3 separate regions of the Mus musculus genome follow, and all the other regions are linked to region 1. Evidence: chromatin loops called from intact Hi-C (ENCODE). Cell type or tissue: gastrocnemius. All regions are shown on one strand.

The links. Peaks named below come from ENCODE experiments on the same cell type or tissue, not always from the same donor. Only the 100,000 strongest peaks of a DNase experiment are listed, where the experiment ranks them.
Region 2: a loop joins it to region 1, with 3 times the contacts of the local background. A loop is called at or near these places in 5 of 42 quality-filtered maps.
Region 3: a loop joins it to region 1, with 2.1 times the contacts of the local background. A loop is called at or near these places in 4 of 42 quality-filtered maps.

What each region holds. Positions count from the first base shown.
Region 1 is chr5:54,093,973-54,101,972 of GRCm38, reverse strand. The region is part of intron 3 of Stim2 (stromal interaction molecule 2); the gene reads right to left. Among named protein-coding and RNA genes, the nearest start is that of Stim2, 99 kb to the right of the region's middle. In gastrocnemius, no CTCF peak of the experiment used is centred here; a DNase peak (open chromatin) is centred at 839; H3K4me3 peaks cover 488 bases; H3K27ac peaks cover 6,479 bases.
Region 2 is chr5:54,008,816-54,016,815 of GRCm38, reverse strand. The region is part of intron 1 of Stim2 (stromal interaction molecule 2); the gene reads right to left. Among named protein-coding and RNA genes, the nearest start is that of Stim2, 14 kb to the right of the region's middle. In gastrocnemius, no CTCF peak of the experiment used is centred here; no DNase peak of the experiment used is centred here; H3K4me3 peaks cover 1,021 bases; H3K27ac peaks cover 6,477 bases.
Region 3 is chr5:54,033,084-54,041,083 of GRCm38, reverse strand. The region is part of intron 1 of Stim2 (stromal interaction molecule 2); the gene reads right to left. Among named protein-coding and RNA genes, the nearest start is that of Stim2, 39 kb to the right of the region's middle. In gastrocnemius, no CTCF peak of the experiment used is centred here; no DNase peak of the experiment used is centred here; H3K27ac peaks cover 1,884 bases.

The sequences.
Region 1 (8,000 bases):
TGTGTGTGTGAGAGAGAGAGAGAGAGAGAGAGAGAGAGAGAGAGAGAGAGAGAGAGGATGTGAATGAGAATGAATTAGGTAAGTCCTCTGGCTTGACTACATCAACTAAAGCCTACAATAAAAGCCATAGAATTCTGAAGATCTGATGTAATCTTGCTGAGCTGTGTTTGGTCTGTATTGTATTGTATTTTAGGAAGAGGCAGAAAGTCAGAGAGGGACCACATTAGGAAAGACTGGATCTGAACACAGGCACACAAAGATAGAAGCTTACTCTATAGCACTTTGAGAGCAACAACCACGAGCAAAAGGATAAACAAGAAGAGACCATAAGAATTAAGTTGGAGGCTTTTCTCGGCTTGCTTGTGTAAAGGGTAAGCTGTTCCAACGGAAGGCTTGAGAAATGGAGAGCTGCATGCTGTCTACACTTAATGTGACGACTGGGGAAAACCACAGCAGAGGGCAAACGGGGCTGAAGACAAGGAGGAAGTGGTAGGTGCAGTGCTGCAGATCCATCTGTGCACAAAGGCTCTAGGAAAAGAGCATTCTCATAAATTATAGAAAATGCTAAATGCACATTTGCATGCAATGTTTTCACACTGCCCTTTTCAATGATCTTTAAAGAAAAAACAAGCAAAGTATAATTAACTAATAAAAACCTTTAAAAACTGTATTGCTAAGTGGCAATTTTATACTGAGACAAAGCTCTTATGTTCTCTTTCTGACACATCTCTACCCTCACACCTGTATATGGGCTGAGCCTGCTGGAGCCACAGAGACAAACAAGTGAGGCTACCAGCCAGCAGCCCAGCCCTAGGGGCCTTCCGCTGAACCTAATCCAGTCAAAGTAGCCTTGTTACACGAAGGCTTCTTCCTTCTGCGATGCATTACATGGAGAACTGCCCTGTCTGAATGCCAAGAAACCCACAGCACAGCTGCAGTGCACACACCCACACAAAACTCTCAGCCAGGAAAACAGGATAAGATTCTCTCTGCCTTTGGATTTTTCAATAGCAAAAAAACCAGTCTAAGCAACCCAACACATCAAGTTTCCAAGGAGACCAGATTCAAAGGAAGAAATGCAAAAAAGCGCACGAAACTGTCCAGTCCTAATACTACTCGACCTGAGTGGACAGCTGTGCTGGTCTAAAATAGCTTTGTTTGTAAAACCAATTCTCTTTTGAATGCATCTTTAAAACAATACCATCCTATCATAAGACAGAGTTACTTGAGGGAAAGAATTGGCTTTCCACTTGATGTCTGGGTTCCTTGCAAACAGCTTTTCTTCTCATTACCAGGACATGAGAAGTTTTGTATTAGCTCCCTCTGCTCCAAATACTCTGCTGGTCTTTCAACCCCTACGGTGGCTCCTTTTTATCCGTCCTCAAAGACCTGATATGAAACCGGTTTGAATCCTATCATCTTCTGTATTTTTGTTGAATCTTCCTTTCTTAGCTAAATTCAGTTCTTCATAAGAACTTTTTTCCCCACAGAATTTAATTAATTTCAATCATCTAGAAGAGAAGGAATTCTTTTAACATCTGCTTTTCCACTAAAGGATGTATAAGTTCCTTACTGAGCACTCATGCACAGTTTGCTGGGTGCCACTTAACTACTGAAGTAGATGAGACTTAAAGAGTGAGTACTGTTCAACCTAGGCTTGTTTGCATAGGAGATCCCCAGTGACAAAGAGCGACCTGAAGCCGCCCCATCCCTCTGCCTACCTGTCACTGACTTTGGAATTGCTTACCAAGTATTTTTGCTCAAAACTGTGCCAATTGCTATAGGCTGACATTTCGGTGATTTTCAGCACACTTGGGAATGGAAAGAGACCGTTGCCAAGAGGTGTACCTGAGTCACAGAGCCACCGTAGCTCTTTAACTCAGGCTAAGTTTTTGAATAAACAGAGTAATAAACTGAGCTACTTTAAAATTCTGTCTTTCTGATTCCGTTATAACAAAAAAGGGCTGTTGTCTAAAGCACTGTAAACTGAACAACCAGCCCGGAACATTTCATTACAGAATGCTGACAGGGAAGATCGAATTCTAAAAATGGCTAGGACACCAATAAAAACTGTTGCTAACATTAACTATGTACTACATACCAGATTTATGAATGTTATTTCATGTGGACACTGTAGCAGCTCTGAAAGCAGTACATTTATTCCCATGCTGAGCCTACAATTTTCTCAAGGTAGAACTCTTAATTAGGTATAAACAAATTAGTAAATGGCCACAGTAGGTTTCAGAGCAAGCTGTTTTTAGAATGGCAGACACTGCACGATCTGCAGCTTCTTAAAGATGCCCTGTGTCCTTGTGGACCCTAACACTCTTCAGCTGAGACTGGCTTTCCCTCTCTTTTCCATTTGCCTGCCTTGTCCTTACTCTCTCTGACTCAAACTAAGAACTCCTTCCTCTAAACATTCTCCCAATGCCCAGTTCAATATTGCATTGGTCTCCTTTGTATTCGTCATCATCTATACATGGATCAACCGTGAGACAAACCAATATACATGTGATGTGACTGTCCTCACAACCTGCCCTCTGATGATGAACACTAAGAGAAGAGGAACTTAATTTTTATTAAAGTGGTTTGCATTTATTTTGTGTGTGTGTACGTATTTATGTGTATAGATATGTGCAAATAAATGTGCACATGTATGTTGTAAGTGTGGAGGTAAAAGGACAATTTTCAAGAGTCAGTTATCTCCTTCTACCTGCAGGTTTCAAAAGTCAAACTCAGAGTTGGCAGCAATCCCCTTCCCCTGTTGAGGCATCTCATCTGCCCAGGACTTATTATTGTCATCCAGCTAATTAAGGAGGTTTTTTTTTCTAAATACACACTTACACATCCATTTCGACATGTACCCTTTAGCTACTGAGAAATGTAGCTGCTATCTCTAGATTCTATAAAGAGACACCTGGCCAAGAGATCATACATTTGATTACACATGTCTATCAACTGATAACTAGAATATGAACTCTGGTCCAAACCCATTGTACTATAGGTAGCTTTTGATTCAAAACACCACACTAACACTTGAGATATTTTCTCTTAGAAATTTAGTGCTAATAGCATACAAGTATAAAATGTTACCAACAAGTAGTCTACTGTAAGCAGCTGCCTAAGTGGACTTGCAGTTCTAGAGATGTCCGGGATACACAGGGGCTACACTAACGTTGGAAGTAGTAACATAAAAGCGCAGGAGAGTTATGCTAACTTTTCGTGATAGAAGATATGCCTGTAAGTTGGGAGAGGCCCTCTAACAACCTGAGGATAATATTTCAAAGAGCGAATAGTTCAGGGCTTCCGTGCTTCGTTTTGTTGAAGCAGTGTCTCTGTCCTGGAGCTTGCTATGAAGCTCAGGCTTGGCCTCATACTGCAGAAATGCACCTACCTCTGCCTCTGCAGTACTGGGTGGTAGGAAAGGGATGGTGAACAGAACCAGAGCTCCAGGAGAGGTAGCGGAGGGTACAGGATACAGTAGAAAGACAGCAGCTGGAGATTCAAAGCTTTTGGGGTTTTTTGCTAACAAGGCAATTTCTGCAACAGTAAATGTAGTTCCTCGGTTGAACAAAGAAAGACGCTGTGTTGCATCAGCCCCGCCTACACTCTACTCGCCAGCCCTACCACAATGTAACTATTTTGGAACAGAACTTGAAAAAGAGGAAAACTAGGTCTAAGAAGTGAAAGCTTTTGGAAAGCATGGGGTGCGAGAATGAGAGTTAAGAGATAGGAAGGGGTGGACACAGCCTTCAACAGAGAGGCCACCTCAGCCCCGAGAAACAGCCTTCTAAGAATGCCATGGGCCACGCTCAGGACACAGCAGCACACAGCTGGGCTACAGCTGGATCAAACGCCCTAGCTGGCAGGGATCTCTGCCCCTGAATTCTTACCTACCTACTGGTTCGACAAAATAGCACGACATCTAAGCTGTCTTATTTTGCTAACTACCTGCTAGAATGTCGTGCCTTACTATATCGTGGGCGTCCATACTACACGAGATACTATTATATTCCACTGTAAAATTATCATTTTAAGTATTCGATGAAGATGTAACAATTCTTCCTTTGAAAAGAATCAGTTCTGTTCTGAATTGTCTACTTGTGGTCCTGGAGTTGTAATAAAAAATAAGCAATACTACTCTCAGGGTATCTCATTTCAAAGGCGCACTGGAGAATCCTTGGTTGTAGAAAAGATCCCAGAGGCCTAGAACATAATGAAAGCACTAATTTACACATGTCAGCTGTCAGGAGTGAAGAGCATATTGTGCTTTTGTTCCATTCCCCGACTTAAGTATACCTGATACTTACAAATCAGTGTGAAATTCAAACTGTAAGAGAATATACTATACAAATCACTTGTTCCTGGCATCCATAAAAATCAATCTTATAAATCCTATAAATTTTACAAAGCCAATGCAGTCACTAGCCTTAGAACTTACATTAAATTACAGGCCTGAAAATAAAAAAGTTTCTAAAGTCTCATTTAAAATTTAAGATAAAATTTTAGTTAATATTAGCCCTCCAAATCTTAAAGATGTTCATAAATTCATCCAAACAGTAATAGAAAAATAACTTCTAATCATAAAGCATTTGTGTATGTAAAGATACAGTGACAATTTCCAATTAACTATGCTAAAAGATTTCTATGGTAACATACTTCCCATGTTGAATTCTCATGAAATTCATCAATACTATGGATATTAGTATGATATATTAAAACTATATACATATATATTATATCAAAAATGATATTATTGTGACTTTTGCCTTATACATCAGGAAGCTATGGATCAGACAGTTTAGTAATTCCCCAATTCATACTCCAAGTAGGTAGTGCATATGGAACCAAAATTGCTGTGGGTGTCAAAGCTCAAACTATTGACTGTCGTGATCTTCCTCCTTCCCGTACCTTTTTTCATTCTGAGAAAATCTCAAACTACAGCCAAGTTCACTGTTGGCTGCAGCAGAGCTTGACCAGAGTGGATATATAACTCTGCCTAGCTATTAGCTGTTGTTGCATAAACAGTTACAGGCTTATGTTCTCAGTGTCAAGAAACAACTGGCAGAAGAGTTACTGTAGACAAGTGCACTTCTGCCGTGATTAGCTAGGACAGTGGGTCAGTTCTGTAAAACTAACTACACTATCTTCAATTATAGCATGAAAACAACCCTATAAAATACCAACAGGTTGGTATAGACACAAGGGAGGAAAAATCACAATGTTATTTAACATTGTCCATTATAAAATGTTCAGTGCTCGCTGTTCTGACATTTTTATAAAAGTCTAAAGACATGATGGCCAATGTTTGAAACAGTAGCATGTTTACAAATATATTCTAAAACAATGTACCAATACAGAATTTATTAGAATTAAATTCAATTTCAAATGAAAGACTTTCAAGTTACAAAGCCTCAGGAGTTCTCATTACACTGGCAGATGTAACTTCTCACAGGAAACTTCAAATAACCTAAGCTGTAAAAAGGCAGGGCTCTGCTAATGAATCTTTAACCATTTTTTAAACTTTACTAAACATGAGAGAAAGCAACTCCTTGTATAGAGGTGAAGAAGCTGCAGGCCTGCTCATCTCTTCTCAGTTGGTTCCATGGACTATGTACACTCGTCACTTGTGACTGACACCATGACAACCAGCTGCCAGAGAAAGGTTTATCTTTAGAACAGGGCCAGAATGTGAGTTCATAGTTGCACGTCAATCAGCAAGACATGTCTCTGACATGGTCTAAACCCCTGCATCATGCTATATTTGGACAGCTAAAGCCATGCCCTGAACTTGGGAAGGTCAGGTATTAGTAGTTGTGCTAATACCTACCCTCGTGTATTCCTTGCCTTGTATCATGTAAGAACTTTGCAGAATTTTTAGAACTCAACATGATGTTAGCAAATGTCTGGATATTCAAAATTTAAAACTAAGCCGGGCCGTCTAAACTGAGATTTTAAAATTATGTAAAATTAAGTATATTACCAGTGGTTATGTCCATAAAAAATGGTGAAGAGCAATAAAGGCATAAAGAATTCAGAAAAAGTATAGAAATTATTCATTTAAATATGTCATATGAACATAAACAACTGGTTTTATTTTATCATCACAAATATAGGAACTAAAATACCATGCAAGAGAAGTTTAGAAATGTTTTCTTTAAAAAAAAAAAACTCAAAACAGCAATACACTCAATGACTACAAGAGAAAGAAATGTTTAATCAAGTTTTCTTAAACATCTCTGTGTGTGTCACAGAACAAATTTATGATCCTATGAAGAGAGTGGCTAAATTGTTTATGCATTTCCCCTCTGTATCCAGATTTCTTCTTTTAATACTGAATTGAGGCTATGGCAAGATGGCTTCACATTCAGCAACTTGCTCCTCTTGCAGCTGAGCAGGGTTCAGTTCCCAGCACCCATATCAGGTGGCTAACAGCTGCCATTCACGCCAGCTTCTGGGGATTTGCAGCCCTCTTCTGGCCTCCATAGACACTGACATGATGACTATCTTTTTTTCTTTAAAGACAATTTCATACCAAATCAGTCTCTTTAAAGATGGGTGCTGTTTCCTTTACCCAAATAATTTCAATATGTCAACCACTGTGAAGTACTTAAATAATGAGGAGTTGCCAGTACGTGAATACATGACAACCGATTCTGTTAAACTAGGAGGACAGGAAGAGGTCAGCGCTGAGTAATTGAGTGGCATTTCTAGATAAAGTAAATTTCTTCTAAAGTGTGGCTGTGTTTTGTAAAGTGATGAACATGCTATTTTCTAAAACATATTAAACAAATATATATATATATATCTAAGTAATATCTTTAGAATCTTTGGTTTTATTTTCTGCCACTTTTCTTTTAAAACTTAAAGTTATTTTTTAAAATATAGCTTCTTCAAGAAAACAGAAACAGCAGGTGGAGCTGGTGTGGTGGGTGGGAGGGCCCGGGCCTAGGAGGAGGCTGTGAGTGAGTGCATCTCCATCACCAAGCTGGTCAAGGACATACAGACCAAGTCCCTGGGGGAGATCATTTGATCTTCCAGCCCACTAAGAAACGTGAGATCGCTGACTTTTTCCAGGTAATGTCCCCAAAGGATTAGGTTGGGGCAGACCAGCAGACCAGGTTAAAGACTTTTGTCACTACTGAGGTGTGGCGGTTTGAGTGAAAATGGCCCCCATGGGCCATAGGGAATGGCACTATTAGGAGTTGTGGCCTTATTGGAGGAAGTGTATCTGGGGGTGGGCTTTGAAGTTTCAGATGCTCAGCTCAGGGTCCACTGTCACTCTTCTGTTGCCCTGTTGTTGGACTGGGATGAAGAACTCTCAGCTACTTCATCAGCACAGTGTTTGCCTGTGTGCAGCCATGCTTCCCGACAGAATGATAGTGAACCAAACCTTCACCTGTAAGCCAGCCCCAAATATAATGTTCCCTTTTTAAAGGCTGCTGTGGTCATGGTGTCTCTTCAGAGCAATAAAAACCCTAAGACATGGGGATTACAATGGTCATGCTGGTCTGAGTGTTAAGTGCCCCAAGAAGGTAGTCACTGCCATTCAAGGGTCCATCATCTTGGCCAAGCTTTCCACCGTCCCTGTGCGCAGAGACTGGGGGAACAAAAGTGGCAATTCCTCACTGTTCCACGCGAGGTGACGGCCACTGTGGTTGTGTGTTGGTGTGTCTTCTCCCTGCCACCACAGTCGCTGCCATTGTCTCTGCTCCCGTGCCCAAGAAGTTGCTGCTGATAGCTGGTATTGCTGACTACCACACATCAGCTGGGGGCCACAATGCCACCCTGGGCAACTTTGCTAAGGCCACCTTTGATGTCATCTCTAAGACTACAGCTACTTGAGTCCCAACCTCTGGAAAGATACCATGTTCACCAAGTCTCTTCATTCGAAATGCACTGACCGTCTTGGGAAGCCCCCAGCAGAATCTATGTTCAGACGCCCCAGGAGCCAGCTCTGGTTACCACATAGGGGCTTTATACAAGAAAAACAAAATGAA
Region 2 (8,000 bases), 85 kb after region 1:
TATAAAATAATATAGCAAATACTTAGAATACCAACGAGAAAAGGATTACTTGAAAAAGTCAGTTAAGCTTTTCCAGAATTATGAAAAACAGCAAGCAGAGATCTAAGAAGGTTCGCAAGCCCTACCTGAGCAGTCGAGTTACAAGGTGAGCTCCTGCTGCACACTCAGTAAGTTACACAGCAGTAAGTTACTCTCAGGATACCTGAGATGTCAGCGCTGTAAGAGTGAGGTCTGTTTTGGCTCAGAGTCTCAGAGGGTCCAGTCTGGTGTCAATGTGCCCAGCTGCTTTGGGGCCTATAGTGATAGGGCATACATATCCTGGCAGGGAACACAGGGTGGGACAATGGTGACAACCTCATGAATCAGCAAACATAAAGAAGGAATCAGAATCTCAGTCCCCTTAAAGAGCATGCGTGACCCAGTGACCTGACTTCCCCTCACCAATCTAACCCCACAGAGATTCCACCACCTGTGACCAATAACATCACAGGCTGGACACCAAAGCTTTAATACATGAGTCTCTGAGGGGGAATTCAAGGCCCAAACTACACCAAGACTGTATTAAAGATATATTGTAGGGAAGTATACAGAAAGGAGATTTTGTGAAAATATATTCTGTGATCCTTAAAAAGTCAACATGGGATTTCTTAATGCTATATAAAATTAACTAGAAGAAATGCACCAAATAGAATTAAGAAAAGGTAGTAAGAGATGTGTGTTGTGAGAGAGAAAGAGAGAGAGAGCGAGAGAGAGAGAGAGAGAGAGAGAGAGAGAGAGAGAGAGAGAGAATATGACTGACTTTGAACTCTTAAGTTCAATCCTGCATCAAGAATGAAGAATGAAGCTTCCTTCCATGTGCTACTAATGTAGCTACTCTGACTGCATTGCTTTGAGCTGTAGGTATTCAGACAACATTGCTTTGACCAAAAATTGTGTTTAGCAAATACATTAAGCAAAAGCAGATAGTTATGAGTTGTGTGAAACAATTACTGTGCATAAATTCAGCATATCCTTGGGAATGACAATTCTAATTTATGAAACCCTGTATTTGTTAGCCATTCTCACTAATATCAGAATATATGTGAGAATGAGGACTAACGGGATCTAGTGACCAACAGGAGTAAAACAGAGCAGAATCAACTCGGAGTGCACAGCTAGGGACACAACACAATAAGGAAACACTCGTGCACAGCTCGGGGCTCAATGCAGATTACTTAGTGAATAAAGAAGGAAAGTCAGAATGCCCAGCATCACGTCTCCTGACAAAAGATCCCTACAGGAAACATTCTAACCCAACCAATACTTTATGTTCAGTAAACAGCTACCACATCAGCCATCCCAAGCAGAGATAGTCAAAGGCTTATTAAGTAAATTTAGTATTTAATAAGTTTAATATTATTTAATAAAAGTATTTATTTATTAAAGGTGTGAGCCACCATACAGTGGTGGCTCACACATTTAATCCCAGCACTCAGGAGGCAGAGGCAGGTGGATCTCTGGAGTTCGAAGCCAGCCTGGTCTACAGAGTGGGTTCTGGGACAGTCAGGGCTATACAGAGAAACCCTGTCTCGAAACAACAACAAAAGATAGTAAATGAAAATTAACTCTTCTAAGTTACAAATTAAGAACGTGCAAATTATTCTTTATAACGGTGTTTTCTTTTAACAAATACAAAAATGAGAGTCCCTATAGTTTGCATATCCTCACTCTGAAGACTCCTTACCCCCAAAAAATCTTGGTTATTTAATTTCAAACTCTGTTATGAGTTTCTTCATTATGATTAGGAAGAGACTAACTCTAAGCACACTAACTTGGCCTTTAAGCAAAAGCAGCTGCTATTTCCCTAGAACTCAGAGACTGACTGAGTGCAGACTTACCTGCTAGTTCCTGAATAGAGCCACTTTCAAACTGTCACATTATAAATTAGACATCCTAGGATAACTTTAATATCTATTTTATGCCATGAAGAAAAATAATCCTGGTCTTCAGGAGCTTAACATTCAAGATAGGTGATGATAAATCTCTCAAAACTGCCAGCTACCTACCTAAAAAAAAAATCAACTTTAAAAGACTTAAAATGCAAAGCCAAACTTTCAGTGTACTACAAAAGCTACCAGACAATTATATAAGAAAGTATATAAACACAAATATTCATATGTATGAAATTGAAAGGACCAGCTTATTTCTGCAAGATCTTAAAATGCATCTATACACACAGACTTGGTAGTGCACAATTGCTATCTCAGCGCTCGGGGACAGAAGGTAAAGAAACCACCACTTTCAAAACGCCACTCTGGACTCCACAGAGAGGCCCTGTCTCAAAAATAAATAACTACATTGCAGCAGCCAGTAGTACAGTGATTGGCAGATCATCTAAAGTCTCAGCCACCCAGGATATACAGGCAGGGGGATCATCTGAGCCCAGGAGTCTAAGGCCAACCTAGACAACCCAGCAAGATCCCATCTCAAATAAATATAGCACAGTACATAGCGAACAATCTAAGCGTCAAAGTTTATAGATCAGGGATCTAGTTCTGGCTTCTGTAGGGCCGTAAGGTTGATCCTAATGTAAAGCACATATATATGCTTTTTACAAAATTCACTGTGACTTGTATAGTTGATATTATAAATAAATAAAAACTGTCAATAAATAAAAAGCAATATGCTGCTTAGCTTCAGCTAAAGGCAATCATAAATGAGCAAAGTGCCAATTTGTTCTGAATACAATCAGACAACTATAATCAAAATATTAAAGATGAAACCATGAGAAAGACTATGATTTTAGCTTTCTACTACTGTTCTAAAACTTAAAAGCTATCACACAGAATACTCTCAAACTAAGAAGCAAAATGTAACTTTATACTTGATGCCAAATAGTGAGCTTATAACTCCTAAACTCACATTAACTGCACTTTTTATAGGTTACATAAGTGTTATTGTAGTCTTTTATTTTTATGTGCATGTGTGTTCCTGGGTAAGTTTATGGGCACTGGGTGCTTATATGTTCCTGAGGAGGCCAGAGGGCATCAAAGAGTTATAGGCACTCGTGGCAACCTGACATGGATGCTGGGAGCCTAACCCTGGGTACTCTGTAAGAGCCTAAGTGCTTATAACTGCTGAGCCATCTCCTCAGCACCTTAACTACCATTTAATAAAATGTCTTTTAAAGCCTATAACACTACAAGTTGAATAAAATTCCAGGCTCTTAAATAATCCCATCAATGTAATTACCCTAGACTCTTATAAAAAGGTAGCAGATTATCCAAGTTCATGACTTAAGACAAATGAGTAATATATTAGTCATAGCCACTCAGTTTATGTAAGTGAAAACTGAAAGTTGATCTCATAACGTTTCCCTATTAGAAGCTAGCAATCACAAATAAAGATGAGTTACACAGCTCTTCCTCAAAGTTCTTCCTCAAAGTCACACCAAAACTTTCATGTACCCCTCAAGATAGATTAAGTAAGAGCAGATTCCAATAATTAAATCATACTACACTCCAGACTACCTGTTTTTAAAAACTGGACCCTGTGTCAAAGAAATAGATAAACCATTAATCATGATATAGATTAAATGTATCAATAGCCACAACAGACTCCAGAAACAAACCTTCAGACTGTTAAGTACTTATAAGTTCTGGGACAACTTTCTAAAGACACTTGAATAGATACCTGAGCAGGCAAGGAGTCACAGCTCACTGCGAAGAATTTGGAAGACTTTACAACAGGAAAACATGGACAAGTAGGATCCATATCAAATGCTGCCCAGTGCTGTATCTTCATGTTTCAAAGCAGTACACTGAACACTGAATATTTTTTATAAATAAGCACCAACTGAATGATGAGTATTTAGAACGAACTTTGAGAGACAGGGCAATCTGAGATGAAAGGAACATAAAGCAAGAGAATAAAGGAGAAAATAAGGAGAGAGCCCAATTTTCCATAAGCATACTCGAGATATGCAGGTCAACGATTTTTCTCCACCATCAACCTCATACACCAAGTTTCGATCTAACTAGTGGCATCTAGAAAGATGAAATGAACAAGAGAGAGCAGTGCCAAATGACTGCGTTTAGTACAAACATGGGGGAAAGATGAAAAGAGCTGAGAAAGGGGCAAGCACAACCCCAGGATTGTTTTTGTAGGAACTGAAGCAATGTCTCAGCCCCTAAGGGCACTTGCAGAGGTTCTCAGCACTAACTCTAGGTACCAACCATCTGTAACTGCAGTTCATCAGGTTAAACTCCCTCTTCTGACCTCTGTGCGCACCAGGCACACATAAACACATAATACAGACACACATGCAGACAAAACACTCATACACATAAAATAAAGTAAGTATTTTTTTTAAAGACAGAGTTCTTGTTTGTTAGATTGTTTAGCTTGTTTAGCTCTCTCTCTCGCTTTCTCTCTCTCTCTCTGTCACACACACTAATATGGCTGGAGTGGAAAGAGTCACGTAAAATGATGTTTACTGAGCATTAGTGATGGCTTCACTCTTTTATATAATCTTTACAACAAAACCCTTCAAGATGGCTATGGTACTTTAAAAAAAAAAAAAAATCACAATACTTTTCCAAAGCTCGTAAAGCTAATTATGTCATTCCCTCAAAGAATCTCCACTTTGTTCTAAAAGGAGGCAACAATATGCTGGTAAAGTGAGCCCCTTCTCCCAGCTGTGGAGGGGAGTGGGGGAAATCATGGTTGTCCTAAACAAGATATCTCTTTCCCTTTGGTAATAACCCCAGCCTGACTAATGAGGCACATGAAGAAATGTGCCGGGGTCTGCTAGGAACATGGGATGCCAGGAGGATGACACCATGTACGTACGTCTTGGGGACTTTAAGCAGCACACTCTAAAAGTGGTCTTTATTTCCTCTGTTCCTGTCCCAGCAATGTCCCAATCCATACACAAGCCAAATCAATTCTGTACAGTTTCTCTTCTCTAACATTCTACCACCACTCCCTCTGGACAGAGGATCCACCTGCCTAGACAACCTCTCTGTGACCATTCTTCCTATCAGTATTCCAAACAGCAGCCAACAGATCTTAAATCATGCAAAACAGTGAAGCCCTGCACACCTGTCCCAGTCAGGTTGTAAAACGCTGCTACCACGTATGGATTGACATGGCAAGCACCCAGTGAAAAGTAAAAGCCATATATACTCAGCAATCCCACTTCTAGATATCTAGCAAACAGAACTAGAAGCAGGATGTCAGAGAAATCAGTACACTCGGGCTGGTGAGATGGCTCAGCAGGTAAGAGCACTGACTGCTCTTCCAAAGGTCCTGAGTTCAAATCCCCGCAACCACATGGTGGCCCACAACCATCCATAATGAGATCTGAGACCCTTTTCTGGGGTGTCTGAAGACAGCTACAGTGTATTCACATATAATAGATAAATAAGTCTTTAAAAAAAAGAAAGAAAGAAACAAAGAAATCAGCGCACTCATGTTGCCAACATTACTTATACCAGGCAAAATGTGTCCAGGGAGGGAGGGAGGGAGGGAGGGAGGGAGGGAGGGAGGGAGGGTGGGAATGTGGTCTGCATACAAAGTCTCTGCCTTGAAATTCTGTTATCCATGTTACAAACCTTGAAAACATTCTGCCAACTAACAAGTAAGTTAGTAACAATTTGGCAGATACTGTAGGATTCTACTTGTACCAAATACCTTAAGTAATCAAATTCACAGAAACAAAAAATGTAAATGGCAATTGCCAGCAGTTGGAGAAACAGAATTAACAGCTATTTCAGTTTTATAACATAAAAAAAAGTTCTAGGAATCAACAATTTTAAAAGATCTAACAATACTAAAAACATACACTTAAAAATAATTTTGTTTTTTGTATTTTCTATCATGGCCTGAAAAATTATGCAGAATAGACAACAAAAATTAGTCCTATTATTTCATTTCCCTCTTTAAGATGCTTCAATCCTTCCCATTATCCTCTGAAAAAGTTAAAAAATAGGGAAAGATCTAGAAGGTTCTGTACCATCTGGCCCCACTCTCTTCAGCAGCCAGATCTCATGCTGATCTTCCCCCTCTAAATATGCTCAGACAAAGCAGATCGATCTCTCTCTCTCTGTCTCTCTCTCTCTCTCTGTCTCTCTCTGTCTCTCTCTCTGTCTCTCTCTCTCTCTGTGTGTGTGTGTGTGTGTGTGTGTTGGGGCTGTGCTGTGTGTGTGTGTGTGTGTGTGTGTGTGTGTGTGTGTGTGTGTGTGTGTGTTGGGGCTGTGCTGTGTGTGTGTGTGTGTGTGTGTGTTGGGGCTGTGCTATGTGTCCTTGATATGGAGATTTTGAGGAAGGGTTCTCACTGAAGCAAGAGCCCATGGACTTGCTAGTCTAGCTGGCCATGAACTACAATGACCTGCCTATCTCCACCTCCCCAGATCTGGAATTACACTCATGTTTCATGCCCTGCTTTTACACATGTGCTCTTTACTGACTAAACCATCTCTCCAACCTAGAATGAGATATTTAAATCAAGTAATTCAAATTCTTTCTTGCCTTGGGATCTCTAACTAATCTCTATCAATACCTCTATGTGGAATGTTCACTCTCAACTCCCTTCAATTACTATCACTAAAAATATGACCTTAGGATAGGTGGTAGTGGTGAACTTATCCCAGCACTCAAGTTGCAGAGGCAGGTGGATATCTGTGAGTACAAGGCCAACCTCGTTTACAGAGTTACATGACAGTCAGAGTTACATAGTGAGAATTTGTCTTGAAAGAACAAACAAACAACAACAAGGCCTTAAACCATGCACAGTGGTGTAGGCCTTTAAATCCTGTACTCCAGATCTGGGAAATCGCTGTGAATGTGAGGCCAGCCTGGTCTATATAGTGAGCTGCAGGATGGCCAGAGTTACATAGTGAGAACCTGTCCCTAGAAAACAAAATGAAACAAAACAAAATATATATGATCTTCAGGGAGCTGTGAAGGTAAGTAAGCAGTTAAGAGTACAAACTTTGCAAAGAGCTTGTGTTTAGTCCCCTCACTGGAGAGCTGACAAGTACAAGCATGCGCAAGCACACACACACACACACACACACACACACACACACACACACACACACGCCCATGCACACACCAAAAATATTTAAAAAATAAATGCAAATTTATTGTACTAAAAATGTGACTTTCCAGCCAGTGAGATTGCTTGCTGCCAAGACTGTCAACTCAATTCAATCCCTGCAACCTGAGGTGGAAGGAAACAACTGCAACTTGAGGTGGAAGGAAACAACCACAAACATGGGGGGGGGGGGGTAATAGATTTTTTTTTATTAATTTAATATGAATTTCTTTGCAGCTTCTCCAATTAGCACACCCTCCTAAAGTTAGCAGGTGCCCCATGACCTCTCTGCCACACTATTCTCTATTTCATGTATTCTCTTTTGTTCTTAACAGGTATGTCTCATTATTTTAAGATATTAATTATGCTCCCAATTTAAACAGTAATGTAAGTTCTAGGAGCCCGTGAGCCTTATAACTGAATACATCAGTGCTCCTAACACTTCCATAAGCCTGTAATACATCTGACACCCAAGGATTCACTAACTCAACATTTAAAAGTGCTCTTGAGTACACACTTAGCCTGGAAAGGCCCTTGGGACCAATCTCCAACTCCAATTCTTTTTTTCTAAATCATCCCAAGGTTATTAGTAAATACATATAAAAATACACATTAATGATCTGGTTACTTAGTCACACAAGTGTCTTCAATGATACTGTTATTCTGTGTGTTCGTGTGTTCAGATGCATGTGTACAAGCCTGTAGGTCAGAGGTTAATCCACAGACTCCGTCTACCTACTTTTCTGAGATAGCCTCTTTCAATGAACTAGTGCTTACAAAGTAGCCTAGGCTGGTAGGCCAGCTCCCCCAGGGATCCTCACCAGTCTCGCCTGGTGCTAGGATAGCAAGTGCATGTCACCACAGCAATGAATTCCACCAGTTTTGATGATGGAATGCCTGCTCACAAGTAAAAGTGCCTTAT
Region 3 (8,000 bases), 61 kb after region 1:
TTCTTCCCATGGGGAATGTTTAGGAAAGGAAGATGTTCATATTGCTAGCTAGCTATTTGACTTTGGAGGAACATGTTAGTCTGACAACATAGTTTTGTTATGTACTGGTTGGTTCATTGGTTGGTTGTTTCGATCAATTATTTCAAGAAATTCTTTATGTTTGGTAATAGAAACATACATAGTTTTCCAATCGAAAAACAGAGTCCGTTACCACACCGATAAGGTCTCAGGAAAAAAAGAAAAACACAAACCAACCAACGAAACAGGAATTCCTTCTCCTACTTCTGTAACAACGCTATCCTACTGTCCTAAGTAAGGAGGGAGGAGCCATGCGTGTGTACAGCAGCAGAATGTGGTCACAGAGCTTGTGTCAGCAGCATCTGAGAAGCTATGTTAACACTGCATAAGCAACCTATAGGAAGTCAGCCAGCACACAAGAAACAGTATTTTTGTTGTTTTGAGAGGGAAAGTTTCACGAAGCCATCGCATATTAAACATTTACACTTTCTGTTCTAACATTCAGAGCTACAAAGCTTACTGAAACCATTACTGATAATTAAAAACATCCCAGCAAACACTTTTAATGTTGCCTCTGGCTTTAAACATCCCTCCCCAGATGTCTACTAGCCTGTGTAAGACATTGGCAACACAAGAGAAGCCAGAGGACACTGAGCACTGTAAAGCGTCCATGCAGAAACACGGGAATTAGTATGCTTAGCAAGATTGGCAGGGAACTCTGAGAAATAACTTCATTTGCTAAAACAACGTTTGCCATCTTTTCCACATGGTATTAAACAGCATACAATTCAAACATTGATTTTTGCTTCAAAATAAGTAGGCAAAAATGAAAGCCATTCATAAATGATACCTCACATACGCCCAATTGGTTCATTAGCAATAACCCCGAGATCATTTTTTTCCTCACTGAAGTGTTTCTCTCCATTTCATGGTTTCTTCGTAGCTATGCATTCTCATCCTGCCCTCCAGGCTTTGTGGCAGACAGGACTATAAGTTACAAGGTCAAACGATCTGAGTCAAGTGCAGTCGTGCAGCCTATAAGCCCAGAACTTGGGAGACGATGCAGGATTTTAAAGGGCAACCTCAGCTACACAGTTGAGTCTGAGGCCAGACTGGATCACATGAGACCTGGACTCTAAGGGAGGTGGGAAAGAGGGAAAAGGAGTGCAAGGGAAGGGGAGGAAAGGAGGGAGGAGGGGCGGGGATGCTCAGCCACTATCTAAACCTCATGACACTCAGGTATTATCCTCCAGACTCTATAAGAGCATACTCCTTCTGCTACAGGTGAACTTAAGCTTTGGAGGTTGTTCCATAATCAGCCTACAGAACAGTGATCTAGAGATTAATGTAATTTTCTGGAAAAGTAGTATTAAAATATGAAACATATACAATTAACTGAAAGTTACCAGTTGCTAAGTATACTTATACAATATAATTTAAGATACTGTTGTTTTATGAATTGCCCATACTAGTTTCTCAATATTAACTAAGCCAAGTGCAAACTACTCAGGGGTTTTGCTCAGTGCTAAGTTTCCATCACCTGGAATACCACCTGGGTCACAGCAAACATGAAATTCAGTATTTGTCTATTGAACCAATGAAGGTGGGAAGGAAGGAGGGGGAAGGAAGGAAGGAAGGAAGGAAGGAAGGAAGGAAGGAAGGAAGGAAGGAAGGAAGGAAGGGTGGGTCAAAGAGTTGGCTGGCTTGCTTTCTCTCTTCTCTCTTCTCTCTTCTCTCTTCTCTCTCTCTCTCTCTCTCTCTCTCTCTCTCTCTCTCTCTCTCTCTCTCTCTCTCTCTCTCGACAATCTCACTATGCACTCCTGGCTGCCCCGGGACTTGCCTTGAAGGTCAAACTGGCCTTGAACTCAGAGATTCTCTTATGTCCGCATGTATCACCATACATAACATATTTAAGTTGATTTTCATTTACATTTGGTTGGCTTAATTTTAATTTTTTCCTTTTTCTATGCAACAATCAACAAAGTATAACTAAGCCACAACACATAAACAAACAAACAAACAAACAATGAAACATTTGAGGTCACAGCAACTGCCTTTTACAACTGCTAGGCATAAAACTTAAGTCACTCCTCTTCACAGAAACACTATCCAGTATCAGGAAATCTGGAAGCTCTCCCCTCAAAACATTACCGAGACTGCCCCTTGCAGCACCATCCCCATCTCCTACACAGATGTTCCTCCTGCTGTCTTCCCTCTCCTTTCAACAGACGGACCCATGGCCACTCACTCCCCTACAAACTGCCCCAGCCTCCTTCCTGTTCTTGTTTCTCAGCCTCCTTCCTGTTCTTGCTTCTTCATGGTATCTTAGTAAAGTCATATCCCCAGCTAAGTGCAACGTACTTACACCTTGCTTCCGAATGTGGCTGATTGTGTCTTAAACTCATACACAACCAGAGATCTCACCTGCTGCAAGGACAGACAGACAACTCCCTGGTATAGCCAAGCTCCCATTCTTTCACACCGATAGATAGATCGATAGATAGATAGATAGATAGATAGATAGATAGATAGATAGATAGATAGATAGATAGAGATATTACATGCCAAGTTGCACACTTTGAAGTATGAATTCTTTATTGAATGTTTTAGCTACAAGTCAAAGAATTTTTTAAAAGAAACTTGTCATTCTTTTCTTTCACATCATGCAGTCACGAGTACTGATAGGAGACCTGTAACACAGGGTTGGATATAAAAAAAAAAAAAATTTTTTTTTTGGACCCTACAATTGGGAGGGGAAAAGCCTACCTGAGGCACTGCGAACAGTTAGTTCCTTTTTCATCTAATTCTCTCTCAATACCTTGGCTCTATTATTTTTAATTAAACACTTACTTTCTTAATAAAAAACAGATCAAACAGGTGGGACAGTCTGACATTCTCCTTGGCATGCACTATCATTACAGTCTCAGAAATAACCTGCCTTCCTGGGTTTTCCTCCAAGCATAACATTGTGAGATGGCTTTATTATTCTCGGCTCTTTAGAGGCCTCGTTGAGCTTAACCTTTACCACCATAAAGGAGTTGTCAAGATCTGTGCCACTAAGAGTAATTTCACTAAACTTCAGTAAACTACCTGAAACATACAGGAAGGATTAGGAATCAATGACCAGGAGCCTATTTGTGCCTGTTTATGGCACAAGTCTAAGCACTTAACAAAACACATTGGCAATGAGAGAATCGTGGATATATGAGTGTACCGAGCTGAGTTGGATTTTGCACAGAACACTCATATAGTTTCAGGATGTGGATTTTAATGATAACAGACTAAGGAGGGGACAAGTTGTCTAGCATCACAAGAATAAGAATATAAGCTAAGCCAGTACTACAATGAGACAGAAATAAAAATTACAACTTAAATTTTACTGTATCACAGACTCTCACTATGCCCACTCTGGCACACCACCTCCATTATATGAAGCACTGCACCCAAAAGGAAAAGCCTCATTCATAACCAAGCATAAAAATAACGACCATGTCCTCTGCATCTTACAATTTCATAAAAGGATGTACCTAGGTACATAAAGTAACACTTATTTTAGTTGTATAAACTTTATTATTAAAAAACTAGCAAATAAAAATATCACAAGTAAAAACTAAATTTTAAATGATAATCTATAGTAGCCTACTAAATTCATACCATCATATACTTTTATTTCTGGGCCTCTTAAAACAGATCACATTTAACAGATAATTCAAGAAAACTCTACCTACCGTAATATGACTATAGGAACAGTGCCAATACCTCTCTTCCAGCAGGATATAAGAACAGGGCAAGATGCAAGGTAATATTAGATAGGTAGAACTTGCCAGGGAAGACATGGTGTCAAAAAGGCTGTCAATTGCTGCATTACTCTTACCCTTCAGAACTCAATCAGAAATATCTATGAAATGGTTTCAAATGATGTAGAATGAAGGGAGTCATTCACAGAACAGTGCTGTAATTACACTTGGAGGTAATGTTAGCTACTGCTACATAGGTGCTACACCCACTGCTCTTAGCATAATTCAAACATTTAGCTTTCATCTACTGTAAGAGCTTTGTCACTGGGAAATATGATTTATGCCCTTAGCAATTAAAAGCAGTGTTCTTCTCCTATCAGCAATCAAAAACTGATCCAAAGTTCAAGGGTAGCATGGTCTAGGGATACATAATGTTAGCCCATTAAGAGGAAAAGTACTGGCTCTACCTTTAAGGCATCCTGACTTCCCTAACGGACCCTGTCTGTCCCGGTACTACCCATTCAGCATTGGCACATAACTGCTATTTTACAGCGGTTTCTGTCACCTCCACATCAGTTTCTCAAAGGGAGAGTGCAATTTCACAGCAAAGACCACCAACTCATGCATCAGAACTCTTCTAAACTGCAATTTCAATGTTTACTACAATGTCATCTTCATCCAATCTCTTAGGGGATTTTTAGCATCCTCAAATGCAAAGTTAGCACACATATTTACCCTGAGCTGAAGAGGGATGTAAATAATAATACATGGTTAGAGAAAATATGTTAGCCTGTCCAGTACCTAATAATATCCATAACACCTGAAAGGGAACATTCATTACAAAAGAACTGGTCTCCTCTTCAGTAGCACGAGTTATCCTTCGTACTGACACCTGTAATAATGTCTTTTAAAGAAAATACTCTGATTTTCACAGAAAAAACTGCAGAAGCATACACAACATAAATTTGCGTCCACCTAGTCCTTAACACTCACATCAATCAAATGTTAAGCACATACTGAATCCTCATGGAAGTTAACATTGAAACAGAGACCGTTCACTCAAACTATTCACAAAGAGCATTTGATGTTATTTACCACCTTACAGGAGTGTGTAAACAATAGGACTAAAGACAATTTTCAGAACTTACTTTAAAATACCACTTTTTCTACAAACTGTGATTTTAAAGTTGCCTTAGAAATCTTATGAATTTCACAAGCAATAAGTTTCCCAGAAGTTAAAAAAGGAAAAATAAATTCTTATATGACATTAGAAAAAAAAGTTCATATAGAGTAATATGGGGGAGGAATTTCTGGCTAGCTAAAAAGCCTTCGCTGTACAATATTTTCAAAAGCTCAATTAATAAGAAACCTTTCCATAAGTGGTATCAACTTGAAGAATTTGAAGGAAAAATAAATTATCTGTGGTACATATATGTAGGAAACCAAAGAATTAGTTAGAAAAAAGCAAACACAGAATTTTCCATAACAATAATAAGTCAAGATTTTACTAAAACTATACTGGAGTGATCATTTTTCAAATAAAATTTCAACTAAATTCCAAGTGCATTTGGTGCAGTCACATAAGACTTTATTCCTCACTATATTAAGTGAGTTTTAATCCTCAAGTACTATAACAAGGCTTTCATTGTGTGGGTAAGAGGGGGGAGATCCAGTAACTACTTTGACTGCAATTTTAATTATTGGTAACTTAAGAAACTACTGAAGTCTTAAGATTCCTTTGTCCTTGTGATGTCACATGTACTCGTTCTGTCTAAGCTTTTGAGAAAGATACACCCAGCCGGGTAGCTAACAAGCCAGCACTTCTCAACGACTTCATGAGAAAGAAGGCAAGCAGCACGTCCATCCGAGGCCCTGGACAGCAGAAAGCCTGGGCTGAGCTCTCAGTTCTGTGCACTCGCTGCCACAGGGAAGCATGGACGGCTCTCTGGTTTCCTCGGCCTCAATTTTCTACAAGCTGGGGGATGTAGACTCAACAGTTCTGTCTCACTCTAATCTCCCTTAAACATTCTGTCCTTCCTCATTAATTTTGAAACCTTCACTTATATAGTTAATAATTCAAAAACTACTTCTCAATCTACTCTCTTGGGTACTATATGAAGTAGTTATTTGTATTACAAATAAAGTACTGAGGCCCAGAAAGAAACACTGTTAGACCCAAAGGTAGAACCTTGCTCAAAGATTCCAGAATGATTCATGATTCAGAATTCATACAAATATAAGCAACAGCAGCAATAATAAAATAGTATACTACACAACTTACTTTTAAATGTAACTTGATTCAAGAGATTCTTTGAGCCAGACCTCATATACCCCAGGCTGGCTTTCCACTGATTTTACAGCTGAGGATAACCTTGACCTTCTGAACTTCCTGCCTCCACTAGCCACTTGTGGGAACACAGGAGCGCATAACAAGGTCTGGTTTTATGCAATGCTGAGATCAACCTCTGAGGTTCCTGCAAGCTAGACAAACACTCTACAAACTGAGCTATGTCCCCAGTCCAGTATCTATTTCTTTAGAAGTAGCATGTGCCTTTGAGAGAGAGTGCAGGAGGGGAGGGGGAGTGGGGACAGGGAGGTGGGGGAGAACAAAGCTAGTCTACAGTAAAGTGTTAGCCAGAAGAATAGCTCTTATGTGAACCACTGCATGGTTATGCCAGACTAGCTTTAAAAAAAAAATTTACACCTGAGAAAGTAACAAAGGTCAATTCCGAACGTGCATAGATGACATTAAAAAACTGGCCATCTAGGATGTTCTCTTACCTTATGCTCTTAAAAGAAAAAAGATCAAGTTAACAAACTTCTGACAATTCACCCGTTAAGTCCACAGGGAACTGTTTAAGGACAGATAATTTCATTCAGGAGTTCCAGCAATGATCAAGAGAAAAAGAATTCCACCTTGGCAAACTTTTCCAGCAAACAAAGAAGAAATGGCCTCACTCATGAACAAAAATATAGAACTCTAAATTTATTAGCAAATTTAATTTAACCACAAAAAAACCCCACAAAACTGAGTTAATTACAGGAACTGAAAACTAACATTAGAAAATCAAATAGGGATTTCAAAACCCTTTTAAACCAGCAATAGGCAGTGATATATTTCCAAGTGAAATACCATGATAATTTAGCACTAAGAGATTAAAAGTAGAAAACGCATATGATTGTGGAACAAACGTAGAAAAGCATCACATGAAACTAATACAGCAAAATGTACAGGAAGAGAGAAGAGTATTCAGGTAGGAGAGGGAACCTCCAGGAAACACTGCTCTCTAGAGCTCAGGACAAGAGAAAGGCTGTGGCACATTGCAAGTCCCCTTGGGGCCTAGAACTACACCATAAAGAAAAAGAGACACAGTCTCAACTATAAAGTCCCCCAGAAGAAAATATTTCCTCCAAAGGTGAAAATAAAAATAAAAATAAAAATAAACAAAATTCAACTGTACTTGCAGATAGAAAACAAAATTTTAAAAAAATGTCCTAAGCATCAAATGTTCCCCAAAGTTGACAAATTCAACATAATACACAAAGAAAATGAAAGGGAAAGACCTCAGCAGCGTTGTCGAGTCAATTACCAAGTCCTGGAAGGAGAAAAACGAGCTTTTCCGCTGCCTTCTCCATAAGGACTGTATTTTAGGAAAACTAAAAACTGGATTAAAGCTCTTGACAGCCAGCTAATAAGTAATTGACAGAGTAACTAAACTGAAAACTACAGATTGTAACTTCGGTTCACAGCTATAGGCAGCAATCATCAATACTTAGGATCAGGAGAATGGTTAGTAAATCATGTCCATTAGGTTAAGACTTTAAAGACAGGGATAAGACAGATAAACACACTGACCCAACTGAGAAGCAGAAAGCAGTCAGTGGACCCGCTAACCATGTGACTCGTGGGACAGGAGTGACTCAGGATGATGGCCTGGAAGCACATGGTACCTCGAGGAAGCATGCATATATAAAAATCTAAGATAGATCTATCCAAGTTAATCTTGCTATCAGTATAGAAGAAGCAATTAGAACCAGTCAAATGACATAGTATCAAAGGAAACCAGCCAAATCAAAATTAGTCCACACGACATATGACCCAGTTTCTCTAACAATTCAACTGTCCATGGGGGAAAAGGGTCTGTCAGAAAATTAATTAATTAATTAATTAATTAATTAAAATAAAGTAGGCACATGGTAGAGCACTTGCCTACTATACTGGAGCCTAGATTCAGTGGTTCCTAC